Linked DNA regions of Homo sapiens: all the other regions are linked to region 1. A link is a loop called in an ENCODE intact Hi-C map of the cell type or tissue named here. Cell type or tissue: heart left ventricle. All regions are shown on one strand.

Region 1 (8,000 bases):
ACTCCAGCTTGGTGACAGAGCAAGATTCCGTCTCAAAAAAAAAAAAAGGAAAGAAAAAAAGGAGTTAAGCCAAAGAAATTAAACTATAACCATGTATATATATTGAGGCTCCATAAGGAGGTAGACTTTGTGCAGTCATATTGTATAGGCTGCCCCTTCTCCCCCAGTGAACATGCAAGGCAGAGCCATGATCTTGTCTGCTGGGGGGAACAGGGGCCAGTGGGCAAGATGGGACATGCGGGTGAGGAGCAGATTTTCCATAACACAGAAACATGCATGATGATTATTCCCGCCTTGATTTCCCACGTGTAGTCCTGGAGTGGAAGGGGAAGAAAGGCTTCATGGAACAGTAGGCTTTGGAGCCAAGTGTTGATGAAGGGAACGGCATGGCTGTGAAATACAGAACACCTTGGTAGCGGACAAGAAACACAGCAAAAGGCACGAGAGCATCTTAGGTTGGGCGACGGAGGGAGTATCTGCTGGGGTGCGAGTCTGTGTGGCCGCGCCACGTCCTCTCGCATCATGGCTGTCATCTTCCCTTCCCCAGGGCTGGCTTTCCTGAAGCTCAGGAACACAGAGCCAGTGTACCCGCCCTCCTTCCAAGGGGGTGGTGAGGACCAAGGGTGGGGCAGCCTGGCTGGGCAGCCTTTCCTCCTCTAGCCGATCCCATTGCCATGGGCTCTATTTAGAGCTCTTGTTTCTTGTGAGCTCTGCCTGGGCCACCAGGAAGGTGCAGGAAGGGCACACGTTGGCTGGGTATGAGCGTCTCAGGAACTAGTGGCTTTTCAATGATAAATTGAATGCACAGAGCCACTTGCTTCCACAACTCTGACTCTTGACTTTTTTTTTTTTTTCCTAAAGGCAAGTTTTAAAATTTGGAACAAGGTATCATCTAGCCAGAGGACACAGTACAGTCCTCAGAGAGAAAAGGGGCCTGGCTGACCCTTTTAGCTCCGCTGGCTCCAGGAGAATCTGAGGTTGCACCAGAGGTGGAATGCGTAGGCTTCAGGGTCCCTCGCCTCCATGCCCTCCTTCCCCCACCAGCCCCTGCTCCGGCCACCCTACTCACACCTTACATGGTCCCCATGCCTGCTTTCCTCCTCCCCCCAGCTCCCAGTGAGCGTCAGGGCCCTCCTGACTGCCTCAGAGAAGAGAGACTTATGAAAGGGTGGGAGCCCGAGAGGGCTGCCGGAGGTGGCTCTGCGCTTTTCCACCTGGGATCCCAGCGCTGGAGCTGTTTGTCTGTCTCTGTTGAGTTGTGGGTCTCAGGGGCCCGGCCTGTGTTGTTTTCTCAGCTCAGTGCCTGAGCGGCTGCTGTCAGCTCTTGACAAATAATAATAAACCTGGGAATCAGGTTTGTCGAGGGGGACTTCAGTCCCAGGTTCATTTTCAGATCTGTTTCTCTGTGAGTGTGTGCAGACGAGAGAGCACATGATAGTGTCTCTGGGGGAGGGGCGGGCCGGGGCTCCCAGGTGCCCTGACACTCCACCCTAGCCACCACCGTGGAGGAGCTGGAGGGCTCTCCACTGTCCCGATCCCTGGAGCTGCTTGCATGTTGAAAAAAAAAAGGAAAATAATTGAATAAAAGGCCTCAAGCTCTCTTCTTTCCCTGGGCCTCCCCACCTCTCCCACTCTTGTTGTTTGGCTAGAGATGGAGGGGCTGGAGAGGAAAACAAAAGGGCAGAATCCGCTCTCTAGGTTAGAAGGTTCCAAGGGGGCCACAGGCTGGGGGAGGGAGTTGGCTCAGAGCACCCCAGGGCAGCAGCTGTGGCCTCCCTCCTGCCTCCATTCCTGGGGGTGAACAATAGGGGGAGGGGCTCCTGGAATGGGAGAGGTACCCTAAGTTGAACATCACTGGCAAAAGCGGGACCCAGGTGTGGTGAGTGTGAGTTTTGGGGACACAATAGTCATGGCCTCTGGGGCAGAGCAGCACCCACTTTCCAGCAGACAGGACCCACCGCAGGTCACTGCAGCCATCCCCCTGCCTCCAGGTAGGAAAAAGCGCACACCACTTCCGTGAGCAGAATGCAAGGGCTGTGCTCCCCCTTCCAGCCAGCATGCTTTTTTTTTTCTGTTTTTTGTTTTATTTTGTTTAAAGGAACCAAAGGGGGAAAAATTGCCAAGTTGTAAAGTGCTTAAAGAGGAGATGAGAATCTTCATCAAAATGCTAAAAGCTGGAGGGGAGAGTAATGTGAGAACTCTTGCCTGCTATTTATGGGATTGATTCTCAGATCAAGAAGAAGCAAGCAGTTGGATGAAAGGAATTATTGTTAAGCTCCTCGGTAGGAAGATCTAATGGACAATTGCCGCTATCAGGGGGAATTAAATTGCTGTTTCAGTTTGTAAAATATATCAGCAGCTTTTTGAAGCCAGAAAAGGTGTGACAGCGAGGCAGGGAGGGCGGTGGGGCTCCAGCACTCTTGTTCCCGGTGTGGAGAGGCGGGAGCAAGACCACGAAGAGGGCGCGGGAGCAGGGCGGGTGTTGCTCGTCTGACTCTCCTGCTCCGTGTTGTGAAGCCCAGTTAAAAAAAATAGCTGAACTGGGGACTCAAGGAGGAGAGACTGCAGGCCTGGAACTCTGGCTTCTGTGTGAGTCAGAGCGGCATGGCTGTCAGCAAAGGGCAGGACGGTGGGGCTCCTCTCTGGGAAACCTGGTCGGGCTGGAGTTCAAGGAAGGCAAGTCCTGTCCATGGAGGAGGGAGCGGCTGAGGAGGGTGATGGACCCAGTGCTGGGGCCTGTCCCCAGACACTGCTTTATCATGCTGCTTGTGTGCCCACTAATCCTCCCCATAGTGAACCATGGACACAGAGGGACCCGGCACCCTCTCCTCCAGGGTGGGTCTCTAATGTAAGCTTCTGCTCATCTCTAGGCTGGGGTCAGTGAGTGCATAAGTGATCTGTTGGCCCGACCACAGTGAGGACATATTGTTACTCCAAATAAAGAACAAACAGTAAAATGGTCTTGGGAGTGGAGACGGGAGAGGAGGTTTAGGCCCTCGGAAGTAGGGCCACAGGCCATTAGGGGGAGGCCACGCTCCTTGGGATGGAAATTGGGGGTTGGATGGGAAGGGTCTCTGGGTTTTCTGGTCTCACAGAAGGCTCTTACCATTTCCAAAGCATTCACTCCATGTGGCATTTAAGGGCTGAAGGAGGATTGAGGGAGAGAGATCTGCACATCTCTTAGGGAGTCAGAAGCAGGCAGTCCTAGCCAAAGCTCATGCTGGCTTCTGCTCTGTCCCCACTCTGTTCCCTGGACACCAGCATCGTGATATTAGGGCATGACCTGGCACCACCTCCCAAGTTGGCTTCCCAGAAGGGCAGCAAATGACAATTAGTATGGAGAGCTATGGGTGGCCAAAGCGTCTGCTTGTCTTGGTTGTCATCTTTGCCTCCCCACTGAGTATTCCAAGGAGGACCCGGAGGGGCAGTAGGGAAGCAGGTGTTCTGGCTGTGACATTCTGCAAGGACTTGGGCTCTGTGCTGGGTGCGGTGTGCCCTGGGACCTGGGTCATTGTGGAGTCGCGGCTTATTTTTGACCTCTTAGCTGGCCTTCAGGACACAGAGTGAACAAGGATGTGAGACCTGAGTGCAAATCCCACTCAGTTCCTCTGCACCTGTCCCTCCTTCAGTAACATAGATATGTACAAACTCCCTCCCTGGCTCCCAGGCCCCACTCCAAGCCTGACCTCAGCAGACTGGAGGATCTCCATTTCCCCCCATCAGCCTAGGATCAGAAAGACAGGCAGAGAGCAGCACCCACTCAGCCCCACATTCCTGCTGCCTGAATCCTCAGGGTCCCCAGCTTCCTTTCAGCACCCACAGTCCCTGGGGTGAAGAGGCAGGCGAGGGTGTTTGCTGTGCTGTAAGGTGGGGCGGGCTCTGGGGAGCTTGCCCCTCTTCCCAAATTCCTTAGTCCTCCCCTCCAGGAGCATCCACTTCTCCCTCTTTTTGAAACATTTCAACACAACAACTGATTTGGAGGTGACAAACCCCTGCTCACATGGTCAAGCCTCCCAGCCCATGGTGCATCCTCTCTCTCCATTCTGTCCTCCTCTGCCACCACAAATTGACCTCACCCTTGTCACTGCTCAGTTCTCGGTGCCAACCCCATCCACCAAGCCTCAGGGACCACCAAGCTCTGGCAGACACCCCGCCTCCAGCTTGTCACTTCTAGCCCTTACTGGGTTTTGCAGAGAGACCTGGTGCATGTGTGTGTTTCTATGTGTGTGTGCTCGCGTGCACCCACACGCCTTTGCTTCTTTAGATAAATCCACAGAGTCACATGAAATCAGTGACAGGTTGACACCGTTATTTCAAGATTCATCGCTATGAGTTGCCAGCAGAGCAGACCTAGCCAACTCCGTTCTACCAGCAACACTTTTTTTTTCCAGGCATAATTTATAGCACTGGGGTGAATTTGTTTCCAAAAGATGAATATCACACTATCAGCAACAGCTGCCTCTCATTTTTATTTGTTTTTAAATTTGACTCAAAGTCCAATTCTCCATACACATCCCAAGCTGCAAATCCTAAGGCGACTGATTACATGATTTAGTAAACAGGTTATATTATATAATGCAATTAAAGCGGGCCCTGCGACGCCACCTACAGGCCACTTCTGGGAAGGGAGCTGGGCCAGAGAAGATCATTTTGGACGCGGCGTTGGGGCTGAGGGAAAAAGAGACGGATTGCGCCAGGGTTGAGGAGGCTGCCCCAGAGGGAGATGTTGAAGCCAGCCAGGTTACTAATGCAGCTTTTCGGTCCCTCCTGCTGAGTTCACTGTGTTATTTCAGCCTCCTGCAAATCTGTCTAGACGTCAGAACCCAGGCCTGGGCAGCTGCTCAGAGGGGACGGCTTGGGGGTGGGGGTGGAGGGGTAACCTGGGGGCGTCTGGGCTGAAGGGATTGACAGCTCCTGGCTCGCTGACCTCAGGGGCCTCCTTCCCACTCTCCAACTAGATGGGAGGAAGAGAAGTCCGGTGCTGGCTGGCCTTTAGAAAGAAGCTACAATCCAACCCTTTCCGTTCCATTCAACAAGCATGTGTGCAGTGCAAATCCTGGGCAAAGGCTTCCCGAATGTTCTGGGGAAATCCCTTCATTCTGCAGTCCGAGAGGGAAAGTGACTTGTACAGATTACAGAATAAGTGGTAGATTCTACTGGATGTGGAATCCAGAATTTTTTTTACCCCAAGGCCAGGCTTAGATCATGGGAACTGAGAACTGAGGGGTGGCCCTGTGAATTCCCTCATCCAATCCCAAAGTTTACAGATGGGGAAATTGAGACCCAGACAGAGGATGTGACTTCCACAGCCCCTACCTGTCTCAAGGGAAGGAAAATCATGAACATGCTGCTTGTATGTGTCGGAGGACAGACAAGAAGCATTCCTAGCGGCCCTCATGACTGCCTCTTAGCTGCTATGGAAGGAAGGAAGGAAGGGAGGAAGGAGGGAGGGAAGAAGGGACAGGAAGGGAGGAAGGAAAGGAGGATGGAAGGGGGGAAGGAAGGGAGGAAGGAGGGGAGGAGGTCAGGGGCCAGAAGACAGGCAGACCCAGGGCCACCGTCCCCTCTATCCCTCTCTCTGAACTCCAGCACTCTTCAGATGAACGGGGCTCTGGGCCTGAAGGCTTCTAGCTTCTCCAAAGAGTTCTTCTAAGAGGGTAACATCACTGCAAAGCAATTCCTGGAGAGAAGGGACTCACTTCCCCGGGGCTGAGAAAGACACTTGACCAGAGGGAGTGGGCGGAATGGCGTGAAGGAAGAAAACAGGACTGTCAGAGTCCAGGAGGGTGGGAGTGTCCCCTCACCCTTGTCCTTGTGCCAGCCATGGGCCCCGTCTCCAGTTTGGGGCAGGTGGGTGGGACAGTGAGGGGCCAAGCGAGCTGGCCCTACTTTCCCTATCCCCCATCAATTTGTCTCAGCTAGGGTCAGGGGCCAGGAACAAATGCTGTCAGGCCAGCTGGCCAGAGAGTTCCCAATTAGACTTTGTGTCTCATCCTTAAGGCCCTGAGCCCCCAACCCCGGCACACTGGCCCAATTACTGCCTGGCAGCATTAACCCCTTTGTGCCCCAGGCCATTAATGGAATGTTAATTGGTCTAATGGGTTTCATGTCAACAAGTCCTAATGAGCTCCTTCCTAATGAGCTTGGTATTTTTTTTCTGAGCCTGTTTGTCAGCACACTGGATTTGGGGCTCCAGACTGCCGACCTGGTGGTGCAGGGCTGTGGGGAGCATGGGTTGAGGAGGCTGAGGGAGGTGGGTGCCCAGGACTGCCCATCCCATTTCCTAAAGGGGTGTGCTTTTATGACTTTGCATCCACTGATCCTGCCTCGGTGGCTCCTGGGCTCTCTAAAATGACATTTTAGTTTCTTCTGATGATATCAGAGACACAAATGATTTCTTCTTGGATGTCATTGTGGGGTCAAGTGTTGCAATAGAATTTTTCCCTCCTAGATGTCATATCATAAAGGTTTTCAGCACTGAACAAAACAAAACAAAACAAATCAAAAAGCAACCTTTCCCTGTGAGCCTGTTCGCGATGGGAAATCTCTCCATGGGAGATGCTCCTCATCTGTCCTCCACTTGCAGTCTTGACTGTGCCCCCTTGAATGCCCAGGTGTCTGGTGACAGAGCACTGGGGCCTCTGGACAGGGCCAAGCAGCCTCTCAGAATCCGTGACAAAAGCTCTGAAGCCCGGGGCTAGGTTTGCAGGGGCTCAGGCCTGCTGCTCCCCTCCCTCTCCCAAAGAAAATGCAAAAAGGGCAGGCTTCCCCCAAAGGGCCAGGACCCCCGCTGTGGCTCAAAGAGTTCCCCCACACCCCACTGCAAAGTCCCAGCCAAGTCACAGATAAGGCGAGTCAGATCCCCAAATTCCTCTCCAGGATGGTTGCACGTGGCCCCTCAGGAACCGGGGAAGTGCACGTGTGGGTGGAGAGGTGTGAGGAAAAGAGCCAGCTTCCGGACACGGGTGCAGGGTCTCCAGCAGCTGAGCTCCCGGAGTGTCAAGTTGCCGGAGGCTTCTGTGCCTGAGCAAGCAGAGAAGGAAACTTAAGCCTCTAATGAAAAGGCCTCCTGTTCTCTTGCAGGAGAAGCCCCCAGAGGGTAATGGGGCAGTGGCCTAGTGGCCTGTGGTGACCCCAAGGAGGGGGAGGGGCCAGGGCCATCTGGGTCCTCAGAATATTGTTCCTGTGTCTTCTTTCGACGCGGGTCTGGCCCTGCTCCGCAGCCTGGTGGGCTCAGGACTGAACAGTCTCCTCTCAGCCTCATGGGCGGTTGTCTCTGGGCACAGGCTACTCTTAACCTCCCCTCCTTAACCCCACACAGGGCAGCCCTCCTGCTGCTACAAATATTTCTGGGGACAGCGCCTCTAAAATGACCCTGCCTTCCATTCACTGGACAGTGAACAAAAGAATGTGAATGAAAGGCGCCTCTCTGTAGCCTATGCCCTCCTCGTTGAGCTTCCTTTGTTTTGCCTTCATTATGACCTTCTAATCCATGGAATGAGGTTACCAAAAGACCCAAGCCCGAGGTTAAAGAGAACTAGTTGCCCCTAAGAGGGGGAGAAAGCCCTCCTTCCTGAGGCGGCTCCCACCCTGACTCTGCCCCCAGGCTCCCTCTTCTGGAGGCTGCAGGCACTACAGTGCTATGGCCCTTCACTTTTTTCCTGGCGGACGAGCATCTGTGATCGATGCTCCCGGGAAGAGATTCCACCATCCTGGCCCTTGGGCCCTATCCAAAGTTGCCTTCTCTGCCAGAGTTCCAGGGAAGGCTATGTTTAATAGGCCCCTGAAACATTCCTATTTCCTTTATTTTGTCAGGGTCCAAAAAAGAGAAATTCCACCCACTTTAATATCTCAAAAGTCTTAATTCTGGAAGTTCCTTCTGATGTCTCAAAAAGTCTATATCTTACCCCACCCCCACCTTTTTCCCTCTGCAATCCTCACTCTGCTCTTGGCTCTCTGGGATGCTGACCACCACCCAGACAAAGATCCAGCTGTGAACA
Region 2 (8,000 bases), 81 kb before region 1:
GCTATGTTGCTCAGGCTGGTTTTGAATTCCTGGCCTCAAGTGATCCTCCCGCCTCAGCCCCCCAAAGTGCTGGGATTATAGGTGTGAGCCATCATGCTTGGCCCAATTTTTGTTTTATGGTTTGTTTGTCTGCTTGTTTTGTGAGATGAAGTCTCGCTCTGTCACCCAGGCTGGAGTGTAGTGGCATAATCTCAGCTCACTGCAATCTCCACCTCCCAGGTTCAAGCGATTCTCCTGCCTCAGCCTCCTGAGTAGCTGGGACTACAGGCACGTGCCACCACATCCAGCTAATTTTTGTATTTTTAGTAGAGACGGGGTTTCACCATGTTGTCCAGGATGGTCTCAATCTCCTGACCTCGTGATCTGCCTACCTCGGCCTCCCAAAGTGCTGGGATTACAGACGTGAGCCACCATGCCCAGCCTGTTTTATGGTTTTTTTTAATCAGAAAGGTGATTGATGCTCACATAGGTTGGGAGTTTTGAGGATGTTTCAGAAGTTAATTCAAGTAAAGACGAGTTCTGTTGCCTTTGCCACCATCTCTTCAACATGGCAGCTCAGTGCTTGGGGGTGACGTCTCCCTAGTAGCTGCAGGCTTTCGTGAGTTGCATTTGGGAGGTCAGCCCTGTTTTCCATTAAGACTACATCTTCTGCCACCCCCACCTCTCCATGCACACACACGGCTGAGGACGTCTCGCTGTGGCCTTGAGGACAACTTTATGTTTTCCTGCTATACAAGAGATGTTTACTGAACAAACACCACATGCTAGATTCTGTGAGAAACAGGAGAAACTAGCAAAGAGGCCTTGTGGAGAAGTGGGAAGGAAGCTGGCCCACAGTGGAAGGCCTCAGTGAATTTCTGACTTTGCTACTTTCTGCTGTGTGGCCTCAGGTAAGCATCTCACCTTCCTGGGCCCCTTTTTCCCCATCTATAAAATGATAATAATAATTACCTATGGCACAGTAAGTGATAGGGATTTAAATGAGATACTGATTGTGGTAATGACCTGGAAACTGTAAATGCTTGTCATTTTTCAGGTGGAATGTGACCAAGTTCCAAAGCGATTTGGATCGTGGGTCCTGGGTTATAGCCTATTTCTTGTCTTGGAAGGGCTGGTGAGGGGGAAAAGGGATGTTTGCTGTCAGGATGGGATGTTGCTGCTTCCTGGAGTCACATATTTATGTTATCTGTCTTTTCCAAAGAGGAGAAACAGAGAAAGGGCTCTGGCTGGAGTTCACCATTGGGATGGTTTCATAGATCTGGTTTCAACCTCACCACCACAGAAGACCATGATTGCCAAGCGAGTGCCTGCACTTTGCCTTAAGAAATGAGCTCAAGTTGAGGCAATGTGCAATTCAGGGTGCCCTGCAGCTAAGCACTGATTTGTCTCTGTTGCATGTGGTAGATCAGCCTTGTCTTCCTTTAAGACTGCAAACTTCTGGACAGGGGTCCTTGTGGAGACTTCTTCCACATGCTCCCTCCCCACCACCACACTCCCAGTGGTAGGCTCAGGGTTGCTCATCTGTTCAAGAACTGCCTTTCAGTGACCTCATTGGCCAGAAGCAGGAGCACCAGTGATACTCTCAGCAGGGCATCTCACCCCCAAGTCAAGGCTAAGTGTCTGCAACTGACCAGCTGGTCTTGCTCAAAAGGGAGAACATGGCCAGAGGGAGCAGAGCATCAGCTCCAATGCCGCTCTTTCCGATCTGCAAACACAATAGAATTAACTGGCCCGAGACACCAAATTTTTGTGAAAAAGGTGGTGTAAGTGCAAAAGCAATCTGCTGGCCCATTGCAGAGCCAGGTCTTAAATTACAGAGTGTAATGGTGTTGGCACATTCCGAACTGTTCCCTGAGTCCCTTGGCATTCCTGGAGCCAAGGCTTCACAGACAGAGCAACTTCCCAACAGCCCAGGAGGGTGCGGGGATGCAGAGCAGCCCTCCAGTCCCCTGCAACCAACTATTTTAGGGCACCTGGAGGGGAAGAGCACTAAGAAGGGTGTTAATTCATTATGAGCCGTGATGGGGCACTGGAGGGGAGAAGTGGGCCCACCTGCTCACAAGACGCCTTTGGTGTCAGATCCAGCTCTAGATGAGGAAGGGCTGAAGAGTAGGGGCCAGACAGTGAGACAGTGGAGGCGGCGGTGGGGGGGTGGTTCTTTATGCAGCTGCGTCTCCCCTTGGGCCGGAAGGAGTGATGACTCTGGAGAGGTGGGGACGAAGGTCAGAACAGACCATGAGGAATGAAAGGACGCTTGTGTTCTGGCAGCCACGCGTGAGGATGGAGGACTGGTCAGGCACTCGGGGAGGGAGCGCTATCTCACCTCTCTGGCTGAGGGGGTGTTTGCTTAGCGTCCCGTCGCAGATTAGCCCACTTGAGTCTAGAAGTGCCACATCACGGTGGGAGGCGGGCTGGTGTGTTTGCGCTAGGTCACTCAGGGAGCTTGAGGCATTGTGGGATGGCAGGAGATGCCTCCCAGAAACCGATTTTAATGCCCGCTCCACCTTTGCCCTGCTCCCCAAGCAGCCCTCCCACCCTTCCTCCCTCCCTGTCCTTTCTCTACCCCACAGGCTTTGTCTGTGCAATCCTCTCTCTACCCCACAGGCTTTGTCTGTGCTGGGAGGGGCTCGGAACTAGCTGGGGGAGGGAGGTGATCTTGTCCTTTCTTTCCACTCGTTCTGGGCACCTCATCACCTCTCTCTTTTCTTTCTCTAACTTTCTCTGCTTCTCCTTACTTCTCTGTTTCCCTCTCCCATGCGTTCCCTCCTGCTCCTCTACTCACGTACCCTCCTTTTCCTCTCTGTGTCCCTCTTTCTATTTCTATGATCCGTTTCCTAGTGCTCCTTTTGTTCAGTCATCGGCGCCCCTCGCCCTCCCCGAGGTTGTGCCGGGAGTAATGCTGGTTAAATGCTGCTGTCTGCACGGGGCAGTCTCTGTAGTGTGTGCTGAATTGCTGCAGGGAGGGCCAAGAGCACAGCACAGAGGGCCAGAGCCAGTGGTGTGGTGCTTCTAGACTCAGTCGGGTGCCAGCCCTAGCTCTAGTATGCCCTGGTTGTGTGACTGGGGACCAATTCCTATTTTTCCTTGGGCCTCAGTTTCCCCAGAAATGCAATGGGGAGGACATTGCCCTACCCTTCAAGGACATGCCTCGGTTCATAAAGGAGACCTCCTCTCTCTAGAGCCAAGCTCCCCCACCCCACCCCCATCCTGCCAGGGCAGGCTCAGCCGCTCCCTTCCCGTCCCTAGCAGTGGGGGAAGCCGCATGAGGAGGAGCGGCGTGGGAGCAAATGGAGGGGATCTGCTGGCGGGCCTAGTTTAGGCAAACAGCAGGGACTGCTGGCGACGGCTCCAGCCCCCACTCCCGCGGTAACAGCTGCAGTCCAGCTGCTGGCATCCCTGCTGGGGGAGCGTGCTAAACCTCTCCGGGGTCAGCACTGTGGTATGTCGGTTTCCATAGCAACCAGCCAACGGGCCACTTTCTCAGAACAATTCCCCTACTCAGCCGGGTTCTGGACTTAGCTCAGCCCAAGGGCATGTGGCTGAGGAGCAGCGCGGGAGGGGGAGAGCTGCCGAGGGCCAGACTGGGCCCCACAGAACGTGGCTATCTCAGTCCGGTCTTCGCACGGAGGGCGTGGAGCCGAGGATGAGCCATGCAGACTCTTCCGGCGCTGGCTCTCCCTGGCCTCTCTCTGTGCCACGCCGCCCCCACCACCCGTCCACAGACTGGCCAGCTTGGCCCAGTTGGAAGAAGTGTCAGGTCTTTGTCTGAATCTGGAGAACAGCTGCCTTGGCTGGGTTCAGAGCTGGGAGGACAAAGTCCTGGAATGGCGTATAAGGGGGTGCGGGGAGGGGGCTTTTCCTGGCTTCCTTCTCCGCACCCTTCCATCCAGCTCTTGCAGGACCATGGGAATCCCAGTGACCTCAGGGGATGGGGGGCTAATCAGTCCTCCCCCACATTTAGAGGGTGGGAGAGGATCACCTTTCTCAAGCCCCTACAAGAGTTAACTCCCTGAATCTGAGCAAGTTGGTGCCATCCCTGACACTGTTAGGAAAAGGGAATCCTTAGAGGTGAAGATCCATTATGGGAGCTACAAGGGACCTCCATCCATTTTCTGGATAAGGAACCGGGACCCAGTGGAAAATGGATTGTCTGGGGGCCAGGATGGGTAGAGGCAGAGGGCGGCTGCTTCCCAACCCCTCTCCTCTCCTGGGCTGAGCTCACCGTATGTCCCCAGGAAACTGGATGATGCTAGAGCTCCTTCCCCAGATCCCTTGGAATGCAGCTCAGGCTATGGTGGGCCTGGGGTCCTGGGGAGTTTGTCACTGGAAGGGATTTCATTTTCAGAAAGGAGCCACTTGCAAATTGGGAAACTGAGGTCAGGGATAGTGTCTCTTTAGGCCTAATAACTGCAGGACTGGACGTTAGGGCTGGGACTTGGCTTCCTGAGAGGTCACCTGGTGGTCCCTGCTAAGACCTGGGAGGCGTAGAGCATTCTCGGGTGGGGTGGCGGGGCCGGGGGGCTGCCCAGCTGTCTTGATCTTCTACTCTGTGAAATTATTCCTCACTTTCAAGGGGCCTAGTTCTCCCTTCCCCACCCCCCATTCCTTTTACCCCCATCCCCTGAAAAGGAGGAGACAGATGTCCTTTCTTCCACACATCACAGCTGCAGCCAGACACAATTTCTCTAAGCCCTGGGAACAGGTGTGGAGTAGTTCTAAGCCCCCTAGGGATGTGGGGGACTCGAGAAGGCGGCCGATTTTAGAAGCTGCACGGGTTCCCATCCTCCCCTGGCCCCATCTGTGAAATGGGAGGACTGCTCTAGGTAAGCACTTCCCAGAGTGGGCTCTGGGGGCGTAAAGAAAGTTCCAAAGCTAAGCCAGCTTGGGAAAGCCTGTGTGAACACCTTGTCTTAAAACAGTTACAGGGCTTATGGCCGGGCATGGTGGCTCAAGCCTGTAATCCCAGCACTCTGGGAGGCGAAGGCGGGCAGATCACGAGGTCAGAAGATTGAGACCATCCTGGCTAACACGGTGAAACCCCATCTCTACTAAAAATACAAAAATTAGCCAGGCGTGATGGTGGGCGCCTGTAGTCCCAGCTACTCGGAAGGCTGAGGCAGGAGATTGCCGTGAACCCAGGAAGTGGAGCTTGCAGTGGGCCGAGATCGCACCATTGTACTCCACCCTGAGCAACAGAGCGAGACTCTGTCTCAAAAAAAAAAAAAGTTACAGGGCTCATTACAAGTTTAAAGACTTTAACTTAGGGCTTCCTAAACATGTATGACCAAGGCAAGCTGATTTCCGATTCAATGAACAAACCTCCCTGGCAAACACCGGCCTCTGCAAGAGGTTCCAAGGCCCTTCTCTCTCCGAGGTTCCTCTTCAGCACCCAGGATGCTCACGCCAATTCCTGCCACACACCTGACCCACTCCTCCTTCAGTGGACGCATCCCTGACACTGTTCTCTGCCCCATGGCCTCTGCTGCCGCCTCACCCTGCTGGCTGCTCAGTTGTGCTTGGGTTTTCTCCATCCCAGACCTTCAGAGAGCCTGAACAGAGGCAGGGGCAGTGCGGGGCTGTCACCCGGGTTTCTGAGGGGTCTAAGCCCCTCAGCTCAGCCCCCACCCCAATGGTCCCCAGAGGGTTGCGGGTCATCTGTGGCTTTTCTGCTTCACAGGGTTGGGTAAGGGCTCTAGAGCAAGGAGAGAAGAAAATTCTGGCCACCAAGGATCTCATCAGGAGGATCCTGAAGGGGGGAGCTTAAAGAGGAATAGGCGTTCCTCTCCTCACCGTCTAAACTCTCAGAGTAGTCACACCTCACATTCCGCAACCCTCAAACTTCCCAAAGGCCCTGAGTGTGCATGACACCCGCCCATCAGGAGACAGCTGTGGTGTGGTGGAAAGCGTGTCAGCCATGGAGGAAACCTGGGCCCCCAGCTCCATAACTGGCCAGGTCTCTGCCCCGAGGCAGGTCACTTCACCCCTATGCACACTTACCAAATTTCTCAAAGAAAGGAATAGTTCCTTTCTCACTGGGTTCTCATCAGAGTTGAATGATATGATAAATGTGACAATGGCTGGCTTGGAAGAGTAGCTCAGAAAGCACGAGCAGAGAGGAATTCACCACCTCCTCCCCCGTCAGTGGTAAGATTTCTCTGATTTTAGGAGAGAGAAAACTGAGGCTCAGACAAGTTAAGTCACTTGCCCAAGGTCACACGGCCAGTCACCCCCAGTCCTTTGCCTTCCTGCTTTGCTTCATTTCCAAGAAGATGCCTCTGAGATGGGAGATGTTACACTGACTTTTGGGGGCATTTAGCCAGTGTGATGTCCTTGATTCTTGAACCTTTCATCCTCCCCACTAGTAAAATGCCTGCGAGACAGAGGCTGGAAGACAGCCCTGCTTTTCTGAAGGGGTGGGATTATGGATGTGTGGAGGCAGGAAGGGGGTATTAATTTTTGTGAAAATAACTTTTTAAAAATAAAAGTAGGCTTCTGCAGTAAGACAATCTCATTTCAGTTTGCAAAGAGCTCCTCCCAGTAAGAAGGGAGAACGTTTTCTCCTTACCTCCTCGTTCCTGGCCACGCAGACCCTCGATAGGCCCTGCCACCATGTCCCTCTCACTCTGCGTGTGCAGCCACAGGATGCTGAGCTGCTGTCCTTGAGCCCTTTCCTTACAGCAGCAAAACCAATCCACATGCAAGGTCTGGAGGTCAGGACGGGACTCACGGCTTCTTCCCTACTTCCCACCCAGGTTCTAAAGTCATTTTACTTAGCACAAGGAAATGAGGAAAGAACAGGGGGAAATGAGGAGAAAGAACAAGCATGCCTATCATGCGCTCCACGTTGTGCTAGGGCCTTAGGAATGTGCCTTCGGCAAGCACTATATCTCCCTTTTGATTTTTCTGTGGAAAAATCTCCCTTTTGATTTCTCTGAGACAGAGGCTGTTTAGAGGCCATGAGAGGGAGGGGTTTTGTCCTTGCTATCATTGTCTGTTTCCGTCACCAGCCAAAGCACGGACCCTGATCGGTATCTCCATTTGGCTAACTCACCTTCTCTTCTGCTATGTCCTTTCCTCCCTCCATCATTTGAAAATTTCACAACCTGTGAGGTTGGGAAGCATAGGTAGACGTTTGGTCAAGCTGGAACGACAGTTCTACCAAACTCCTCCCCTTGTGCTCATGTGTGTGTTCCCGTACCCACGTGGATCTAAGTCCTGTCCCGGGATAGTGCTCGTATCTGGAGTGAATGGAAGGGTCAGGAAGGATGTGCTTGTCCTGAAGGCTTGTAGAGGGAGGAGCTATCATGGCAGCCTCTCCTCCTGAGCTCATTCAGGTGTTCCCTCTGCCTGGCTGGGCCATCTCTTTCCTTGCCCTTTCAGTAAGAGGCTGTGGAATTATGTGAGGGAGAGGAAGAAGCTACTGCTTAGAGGGATTCTGCTCTCCAGGCCTTAAGCTGGGGTGCTTTCTAGCTCCGCTCTTCTCGTTTAAAGGGATGGCCTGACTCCAGCAGGTATCTGGAAGTAAAAACAACAAACAACCCCAAACATCTCCCAGCGCCAGACTGATAGCTCAGATTTCTACCACAGGTGAGATTTCCTGCTCATCTTTCTGATGGAGGAAGCCTGTGTGTGTGTGTATGCACGTGTGTGTGTGCATGTGTTGTGCATGTGTGCGCGTGTGTGTGTGCATGTGTGTGTGTGTGTTTTCTCTGCTGATTTATAGGCACTTTTTGGGTTGATAGATCTGTGAGGAAGAGTAGGAATGGAGTCAGGGAATTGTCTTCGATCAGAGGCCTGATGAGAACAAGGCGCTCATCAACACTGTTTAGGAAGGTGTTTTGTGCAGGAATTTGTGGCAAGTGATGGGAGGATGGTAGGGTGTGAGAAGAAGGGGGAAAATGCCACAGTATCTGACAACTTAAAACTCAGGGAGTCACAGAAATGTTGGGGCTTTGAGAAAACTTTGCCAACAACTCTCCTCTGAGGGTCTCTGGCCTGAG
Region 3 (8,000 bases), 120 kb before region 1:
TGGCAGTGGAGACAGAAGGGATAGATTTGAGAAGTCTTTTTTAGGCATGGAATCCCCACAGCTTGGGTGTGGGATTGAGGGAGAAGGCAGAGGCAGCATCGGAGATGGCTCCAGACATGGGTACCTGGTGGAAGATGCCACCATTGTGAGATGGGAAGGCCGGAGAGAAGCATGTTGGGGGAAAAGGAAACAATGGCAGGTCACTGGGGCAATCAGCCCTGGGGAATCATTTCACCTCTTGAACCCAGTCTCTGCAATTCTCCCGTCATACCTTGCCTAGGATCCGGCCTTGTTCTATTTCTCCATCCATCCATCCATACACCAAAGCAGTATTTCTGACTACAAAAGCAGAGGGGATGTTCCTCCGAAGTTTCAAAGGCCAGCATCTGTAGCACTAGGGACAGGGTGGAGGCCCAACCAGTAGACACAACAGCAAAATCCTACATTCGCCACTGGGTCAGTACGTCCCAGGGAGAGGGCAGGACTTTGTGTTCTGCTCCCATTTCTGTTCTAATTCTAATCCCAGCACTTTGAGAGGCCGAGGCGGGCGAATCACAGCCTGGCCCACATAGTGAAACCCCGACTCTACTAGAAATACAAAAAATCAGCTGGATGAAGTGGCGGGCACCTGTAATCCCAGCTACTTGGGAGGCAGAGGCAGGAGAATTGCTTGAACCTGGGAGGTGGAGGTTGCAGTGAGCCGAGATCGCGCCACTGCACTCCAGCCTGGGTGACAGAGTGAGACTCTGTCTAAAAAAAAACAAAACAAAAATTGTCACCATCTAATTGGCTCTGCAACTGCTGCTGGAGTGGACTCTGGGGCTGTGAGCCTGGCACTGGGGCATCCCAGGAGATAGTGGACTAGGGTCCACCCAGGGGCACCTTGGTACTGGTGGCAGTGGGAGAGGTGGATGGGAAAGGGAAGCCAGGTGAGGGGAACTCTAGGCAAAATAAGCATGAAGTGTGTGGCATCCATGTGATAAGTGCAGTGTGTTTGGGGCACATTTACCCCCTTTGGTGAGAACAGCAGTCTGCTAAGCAGCCCACCCTGCTCCAGGCCCGTCTGCAGAGTTGGGGGCCAGAATGAAAAATGGACCCGAGAGCTAACCGCAGCCACGCCGTTTAGTGTTGGAGGCGTATAAGTCAGTATGTGAGATACGGCCACACTCTTGGTTTTAGTTGTAGCTGGAAAGGATTAGAAGACAATTAATAAATCATATAGTGCCCTGAGTTTAAGTAGCTTGTTATTATGGGCTGCATATATTTATTATGCTTCACTGAGCAACACTGGCACATTTCCTTCGACTGTCACACAATTTGTATGCAATTTGTTTCAGTAGGTTTTTTTTTTAAATGCACATATAAATTATTAACCTGCATTCTTCAGGGCAGATTGCTGGAATCCCTCCTCCTCCCCGACCACCCCGTGTGAGTCTCATAAAAACTTCCTGTCCCCAAAATGACAGTAGTGCCATGACCTACAGCCCACTGCCCGCCCGGGCTGTAGAAGAATCACTTGCTGTCGCCTGGTTGCGTACCTGAGGCAGAGACCTAACACAGTTGGGAAGAAATCAAATGCGTATTTTGGGGTGATTGGCGGTGCCTGGAGAGGAACTGTTGATGAGAATCATGCCTTTCAAAGCTGCAGTGAAAATAAATCAGAGGGACAAGGAGAATTGGCCCTTGAACAAAGCTGGGAACTTGACCTGGAAGCCAGAAGCACGTCAGACACTGATGGCCCCAAACTCTTCCTTGTCTGAATGAGGAAGCTGAGCCCACAGAGGGGTGACAACTGCCTTGGGGCCACAGTGATGGGTCTTTCCTCATCCTGAGCCACCCCCCTTGCTCTCTTCCAGTTGGGATTTTTTTCTGGGGCTGACACGGATGCCTTTCCTTCAACCTTTCTCTGAGGTGCACTGGGGGGATCTTCTCCACACTTTCTTCAGGGTTGAGGCTATGTTGTCTTTTTGTTTTTCTTGGTGGAGCAGTTTGATGTTTTTCATGTGATATTTTTAGTTGAACCCTGAATGATTATAGCCCCTTCTCACAAAAATTCTCACCTGAGTACCTAGGGACTGGGTTAAAGAACAGTCTGACTGGCTGGCCTCTGCTCTTTCCAGATGCCTTTTCTAACATCTATACAATGTGCATCTGTCAAGCACCTAATGTGTAATAGGTGCTCCTGGTGTGTGTGTGTGTGTGTCTGTGTGTATGTGTGTGTATGTGTGTGTGTATGTGTGTGCGTATGTGTGTGCTGTGTATGTGTGTGTGTATGTGTGTGCGTATGTGTGTGTATGTGTGTGTGTGCTGTGTATGTGTGTGTGTATGTGTGTGTGTCTGTGTCTGTGTGCCTGTGTATGTGTGTATGTGTGTGTGTATGTGTGTATGTGTGTGTGTGTGTGCGTGTGTATGTGTGTGTGTGTTGCATCGAAAGGTGTCTCTGCTTTCATCTTGCTTTCTGCATTGTTGGGGTGACCCAGCAACTGGAGGAGTCCATGAATGTTGAATGAATGAATGAGCCTAGTTAGGAGTGAATGCAAGCAGCTTCTGAACACACCAGACAACCTACAGGAAGAGCCCGGCAGCCTGGAACCACCAAGAAGGATTCTCGTCTGGGATTTTCTAGATGGCTAATGGTTTACTTCTTCAAGTACCCTGAGGATGTTGTAAATATTACAAGTGGACATCCTCCCTGTCTTCTTAAGTAAATTATCTGGAACATGATTGAGCCTCATTTAATGACACATTGGTTTGCCCTTTAACTCTCTCCTAGGCCAACCCTCCATACCTCAGTTTACCTTCTGGGGAAGCCCACACTCTTCCTCTTTTAGTCCTTTTTTTTTTTTGAGACAGAGTCTCACTCTGTCATCTAGGCTGGAATGCAATGGCGCAATCTTGGCCCACTGCAACCTCCGCCTCCCTGGTTTAAGTGATTCTCCTGCCTCAGCGTCCTGAGCAGCTGGGATTACAGGCACCCGCCACCATGCCCAGCTAACTTTTTCTATTTTTAGTAAAGATGAGTTTTGCCATTTTGGCCAGGCTGGTGTCAAACTCCTGGACTCAAGTGATTCACCTGCCTCGGCCTCCCAAAGTCTTGGGATTACAGGCATGAGCCACCACGCCCAGCCCTCTTTTAATACTTCTAATCAGCTGAGGCTCAAGGTACCAGGTAACTTAGTCTGTTAGAAATATGTGTAAAACCAGAGTAACGAAGCCGTCAGTAAGGGCCTGAGAGTTTTCCTTTTGAACAAGGTTCATAAACTTTAATGCAAAGATTTCGTGGCATGTACTTTGACTTCCAGAAGATTAAAAAACAAAAAAAAACAACTGTCCTCTTTCCTCCAGTATTTTTATACTACGTTGGATCTATGAAGCTATTGAATAGCTAAATCACATGCTGGTGAGGAAGGCATTTTTGGCTTAGAAACGATGACATTGCAGCTGGGAGGCTGTGAGTGAAGGCCACAAGGGTTGGTAAAGGCATGATATCTCCTAGTTGGCTTTCAAGAAGGTCACACTGAAAGTTCTCTGATTCAATTATTTTAAGCCACAGGAAGGCAATTTAGCGACAAGAAGGGCCTCTTGTTACTGGCGATCTTGCACATGAGTCTTGAGAAGGCAGCGGCTGCTGCGGCCTTGCTCACACAGCTTTTCCCCTTTGCCCCTGGACGCTGCTAGCTCTTCAGTCCGCCAGAAACACAGCTGCCTTTGTGTCTTCTTCTGATGGATGTCTCAGGCGGACCTTCCTGCAGCCCAACAGAGGGTTCTTCCAGCAAGTCCTGCCTCAGCAGGGCCTTCCCTGGCCTCTCCGTGCCTGGGGAGTCGCCCGGGCCAGCCCATCCAGCCGGTGCCACCCACAAGCTCTGTGGCTGGCAGGTGCCAGGTGGAGACTGTCAGCTGCTCAGGAGAGAGATTGTTCAGGGTAGTTACTGCTAGCAAGGGATCCCATTTTATCTACCTGCCATCAGAGTAATCTGTCCTCTGCTGGAGCCCCTCGGAGGAGCCATGCGCAGGTGAGGCAGGCAGATGGCCGTGCAGTCAGGGTGACTTGGGTTGGAGATTGAAGCTGCCGGCCTTGCCTGGGAGGCCGAGGCCTGTGCTGTGAACTCAGGAAATCTCCCGCCCCTTGCCTGTTTATGGTGAAATCAGGCCTCCCTCAGAAAGGCAGTTTTCCTACTCCGTTTGTTCTCAGATTGGTGTTATACCCAGGAGCCAAATTAGTGGCTAAGAACAATTGGAAACAAATGCTCTTTCAGCATCCTGCTGTGATCCCAGATCCAGGTGGGGACACCAGCCGCGGCTGCCTTCTCCACTGAGCCACCCCTCCGCAGAGAATCAGCATCCCAGAACCATTCAGCACAGCCAAACTCCCTCATAATCAGCCAGCACCGTACACATCTGTCTAACCTCAGTGAAACAAGCTGGAGCCCTGTTAAGTTATTTATGAAACAATATTCAGGACCGCCCCCCGGAGGCAAGTTAGGGAATAATGAATGGGAAGTGCCGTGGTGCCCTTTGGAGAGGACTGTGGCAGGCTTGCTGGAGTGGGGTCCATCTCCCTCCCCCAGGGTCTGGGTGCTGGGTGCTCCCTCCAGTGGCCTTCGGATGGCTGCCTGGATGGCATCTTTTCTGAGATGCCAATGACTGTTAGCTTGGCTTGGATTTGATAGTGAAATTCTTTCTACTCCCTCCAGCACTGGTCTGAGAAAGTGTGGCCTACCCTCAACATGCCCCTGTCTGGATGTGCCTGCCCCAAAGGGGAGTGAATAGAAGGTTCTGAAACGCCTGCTGGGGAGAACCCGTCCTGCAGGACCTATAGAGCTGCTGGATCATACTTAACTCCCTAGTCAACTGGTTGTCTGTCCCCTCATTAGACTGTGGGCTCCTTGAGGGCAGGGAACTGGAATTGCTGTTCGTCATTGACCCCCAGCCTAGTGAAGGATCTGATGCTCAGAAAACATTTTGTAAATGAATGAAGGGAATTACTGGCATGACTTCCAATCCTGGACTTCTCTAAGTAAGTCTCCACCACTCTCTGAACTGTTTCTTCAAATGTGAAATGAGGAGGTCAAGAGAGATGATCTCTAAGAGTCTGCCCAGGCCCATCCATCTCACTTCTAGCACTGACTTCTGCACTGAGCTGCCCCAGACTCCAGCTCCCCCACCCACTGCCTCTGGGCTGGCTTACTCCTGGAGGGCACAGCCCACGGTAGCAATGTCCCCTCTGGCCTGGCGACCCTGGCTTAGTCATTATGCAGGGTTTCCAGTCTGGGGCTGGCTCTCTGGTGCCAAATACTGTCCTCTGCCTGTGCTGTTTTCCCCTGATGCATCTTCAGTCTGTCACTTTTCTCAGTCACACAGTTGAAAATTTCCTCCAAAGTAAAGTTGGATGCAAAATGAGGTCTTGTTAGCACAAAGAGATGCATGTGTTCTGCCCTGGGGTGCACCTCCTGGGTAGGCTGTATTTCTTTTTTTCTCTGAGCTAGACCCTTCTCCACAAGGGGAATTAAAGGCCTCTTTATTTCCAACCAAATGAGAAAAGCCCAGGGATCAACCTGTAGCCCATCCACATCCCTTCATCACACTGCCTTTGTTCAGGAAAGCAGAGGTGTGGCAACTTGCCTCCTCCTTTCTGCCTGCTGCAGAATTTCTCTTGCTTCCTGTGAACCAACAACAGCAATATTTACTTGCACAAGACACGTAATATTAACTTTTCAAAGTATGTAATTATTTCATTTCATTTTTACAATATGTCTGCTTTGCAGGCAAGGCAGGAATAGACATCTGGATTTATTTGACCCCTCCAAAGATTTATTGGTGTCTGGTCCAAGATTTCTTGGAATTTTAGGACTTTATGGCTGAATGTGAACCCAGTGAGTATCTTCTCCACTGATTTTTAACCTCTCAGGGGATGTGGATAGCCTTGAAATCTTGGTAAAATCTGTAAACCTCTCCCCGGAAAAACTTACACACAAATACTATTCTGGGTAAAATTTCCAGGGATTTGTGGACTGCTACCACCTTAAGGTTCTTCTTGCTCTGGTACAGCCGCTGGGTTGAATAGATGAGGAAGTTGAGGCCCAGAGAGTTAGGGCAATGTGCACAGAGTCATAACACTATGAGGACAAGGGCCGTCTCCTAGGTCCTGTCTACACCCTTTCCAACACGCCAAACCATTACTGACTGCTGCATCACATTAGGTGCCCAAATCCTCTCATCTCTTTCTCTTCCTCCTATTCCCCTCTTCTTTTAGATTTCCTGCTTATCGTTTTATTGCTGTGGATATACACCTAGATGGTACAACTAGGAGCGTAGATACTCTCCTACACTCCTAATTGGCCCCCTCTCCTACCCTCACCAGGTTTTTTTTTTTCCTTTTTTTTTTTAATCCTAAATCGTTGCTCATTTTTCCAGTGTCAGCCTTCTGGAGTTGCCTTCCCTGTTGCAGGCTGGCCCAGCTGTCCCATCCTCAGGAACACAGTCCCTCCTCCCTGGCAGCCTCTCCTCTGACTTCTCCCCGCTGGGGCTGGGAGGCTCTGGGTTCCTTGCTCTCTCTGTCAGGCCTTGGCTCCCTTATCCTCTCCTTGGACTGATGAGCTGCTCCTTCCCCTACTCCTAAAGATCTCAGGCTCTTTATTTTTTTATTATTCTTGATAGAAATTGGGAGATATTAGTGGTGGCATATATACGTATTTTTAAATTGTGGTAAAACATATATCACATAAAATTTGCCATCTTAAGCATTTTTAAGCACCCCTGATAGCTCTCAATGACACCCTGCGCTGGCTGTCCTGGAGTCACCTGGGGGAGGGAGGGAATGGGTTGCTAGATGGTGCATGTCAGTAATTTGCCTTGGTGTTTGATGACATTAAGTATATTCGCATTGTTGTGCAACCATCACTGCCATCCATCCACAGAACGCCTTTCCTCTTGCAAAACTGAAACTCCGTAGTCAGTAAGCAACAACTCCCCAGTCCCTCATCCTCCACCTCAGCCTCTGGAAACCACTAGTCTACTTTCTATCTCTGTGAGTTTGACACTCTCAGTACCTTGTACAGGTGGAACCATACAGTATTTGTCTTTTTGTGACTGGCTTATGTCACCTAGAATAGTATCCTCGAGGTTCATCCATGTTGTAGCATGTGTGAGAATTTCCTTCCTTCTTAAGGCTGAATCATATTCCATTGGATGTAGACGTATGCATGCCACATTGTGTCTGTCCACTCATCTGTTGATGGATACTGGGTTGCTCCCACTTTTGGCTGCTGTGAATAAAGCTGCTATGAACACAAGTGTACAAGTATCTGCTTCAGTCGCCACTTTTGCTTCCTTTGGGTTTATAGTATGTAAAAAGTGGAGGCATGTTTTTAAGGTGTCTTAATTATTTTCTGCTGTCCCTTAAGTCAATATTCATTTTCTTCATTAACGCCGTTTGAGCAACTACTGACCTCACTGGGTCTGTGGCACCTGCTGCAAAAGGCAGTTTCTCAGAGAGCCCCGGAGGAGCCACAGAGAACAGAAGAGACTTTCTACCAGCCTTGAAAGGCTCAGGAGGCCCCCTGCTGCCTCCACTGCTGGTCCTGGCTGGAGCAAGCCTGGGTTAGATGAGGGTTAGAACCCAGCTCAGCCGTGTATCAGTGGCATGGCATGACCTTGGGTAGTGTACTGCTCCTCTCCCCTCCTTTGCTTAAAAATCAGTTAAACAAAAAAGATACAATAGCCTTAACATTCTAGAGCAACTCAGTCCTGCACAACCTTCCACGATGACAGAAACGTGCTCCATCTGAGCCGTCCAGTATGACAGCCACTAGCTACATGTGCTGTTGAGCACTTGAAATGTGGTGAGTGAGAATGAGGACTGAATTTTACATTTCATTTCATTTTAATTAATTAGAATTCGAATTTTAAAAGTCACACGTGGCCCTTGGCTACCTTATTGCACCATGCAGCTATAGAGGATGAAAACGGGTGGCAGTCATGTAGTCCATAGAAGGAGCTCA

What was found. Hi-C counts contacts between places; a loop is a spot of excess contacts. Peaks named below come from ENCODE experiments on the same cell type or tissue, not always from the same donor. Only the 100,000 strongest peaks of a DNase experiment are listed, where the experiment ranks them.
Region 2: it touches region 1 in a loop (2.2-fold over the local background); 15 of 110 quality-filtered maps call a loop at or near these places.
Region 3: a loop joins it to region 1, with 2.1 times the contacts of the local background. A loop is called at or near these places in 8 of 110 quality-filtered maps.

Annotation. Positions count from the first base shown.
Region 1 is chr11:125,341,326-125,349,325 of GRCh38, forward strand. The region is part of intron 3 of PKNOX2 (PBX/knotted 1 homeobox 2); the gene reads left to right. Among named protein-coding and RNA genes, the nearest start is that of PKNOX2-AS1, 79 kb to the left of the region's middle. RefSeq lists an enhancer at 24-773. In heart left ventricle, CTCF peaks have their summits at 4,613 (motif pointing left), 7,628 (motif pointing left) and 7,831; DNase peaks (open chromatin) are centred at 4,656 and 7,626; H3K27ac peaks cover 1,989 bases.
Region 2 is chr11:125,260,075-125,268,074 of GRCh38, forward strand. All of the region lies in intron 2 of PKNOX2 (PBX/knotted 1 homeobox 2), which reads left to right. PKNOX2-AS1 (PKNOX2 antisense RNA 1) reads right to left here and starts at 6,724. Exons shown (of 2, transcript NR_187382.1): 1 at 6,566-6,724. In heart left ventricle, no CTCF peak of the experiment used is centred here; DNase peaks (open chromatin) are centred at 2,364 and 3,357; H3K4me3 peaks cover 706 bases; H3K27ac peaks cover 2,302 bases; H3K27me3 peaks cover 1,876 bases.
Region 3 is chr11:125,220,402-125,228,401 of GRCh38, forward strand. The region is part of intron 1 of PKNOX2 (PBX/knotted 1 homeobox 2); the gene reads left to right. Among named protein-coding and RNA genes, the nearest start is that of PKNOX2-AS1, 42 kb to the right of the region's middle. RefSeq lists an enhancer at 3,872-4,484. In heart left ventricle, a CTCF peak has its summit at 4,480 (motif pointing left); no DNase peak of the experiment used is centred here.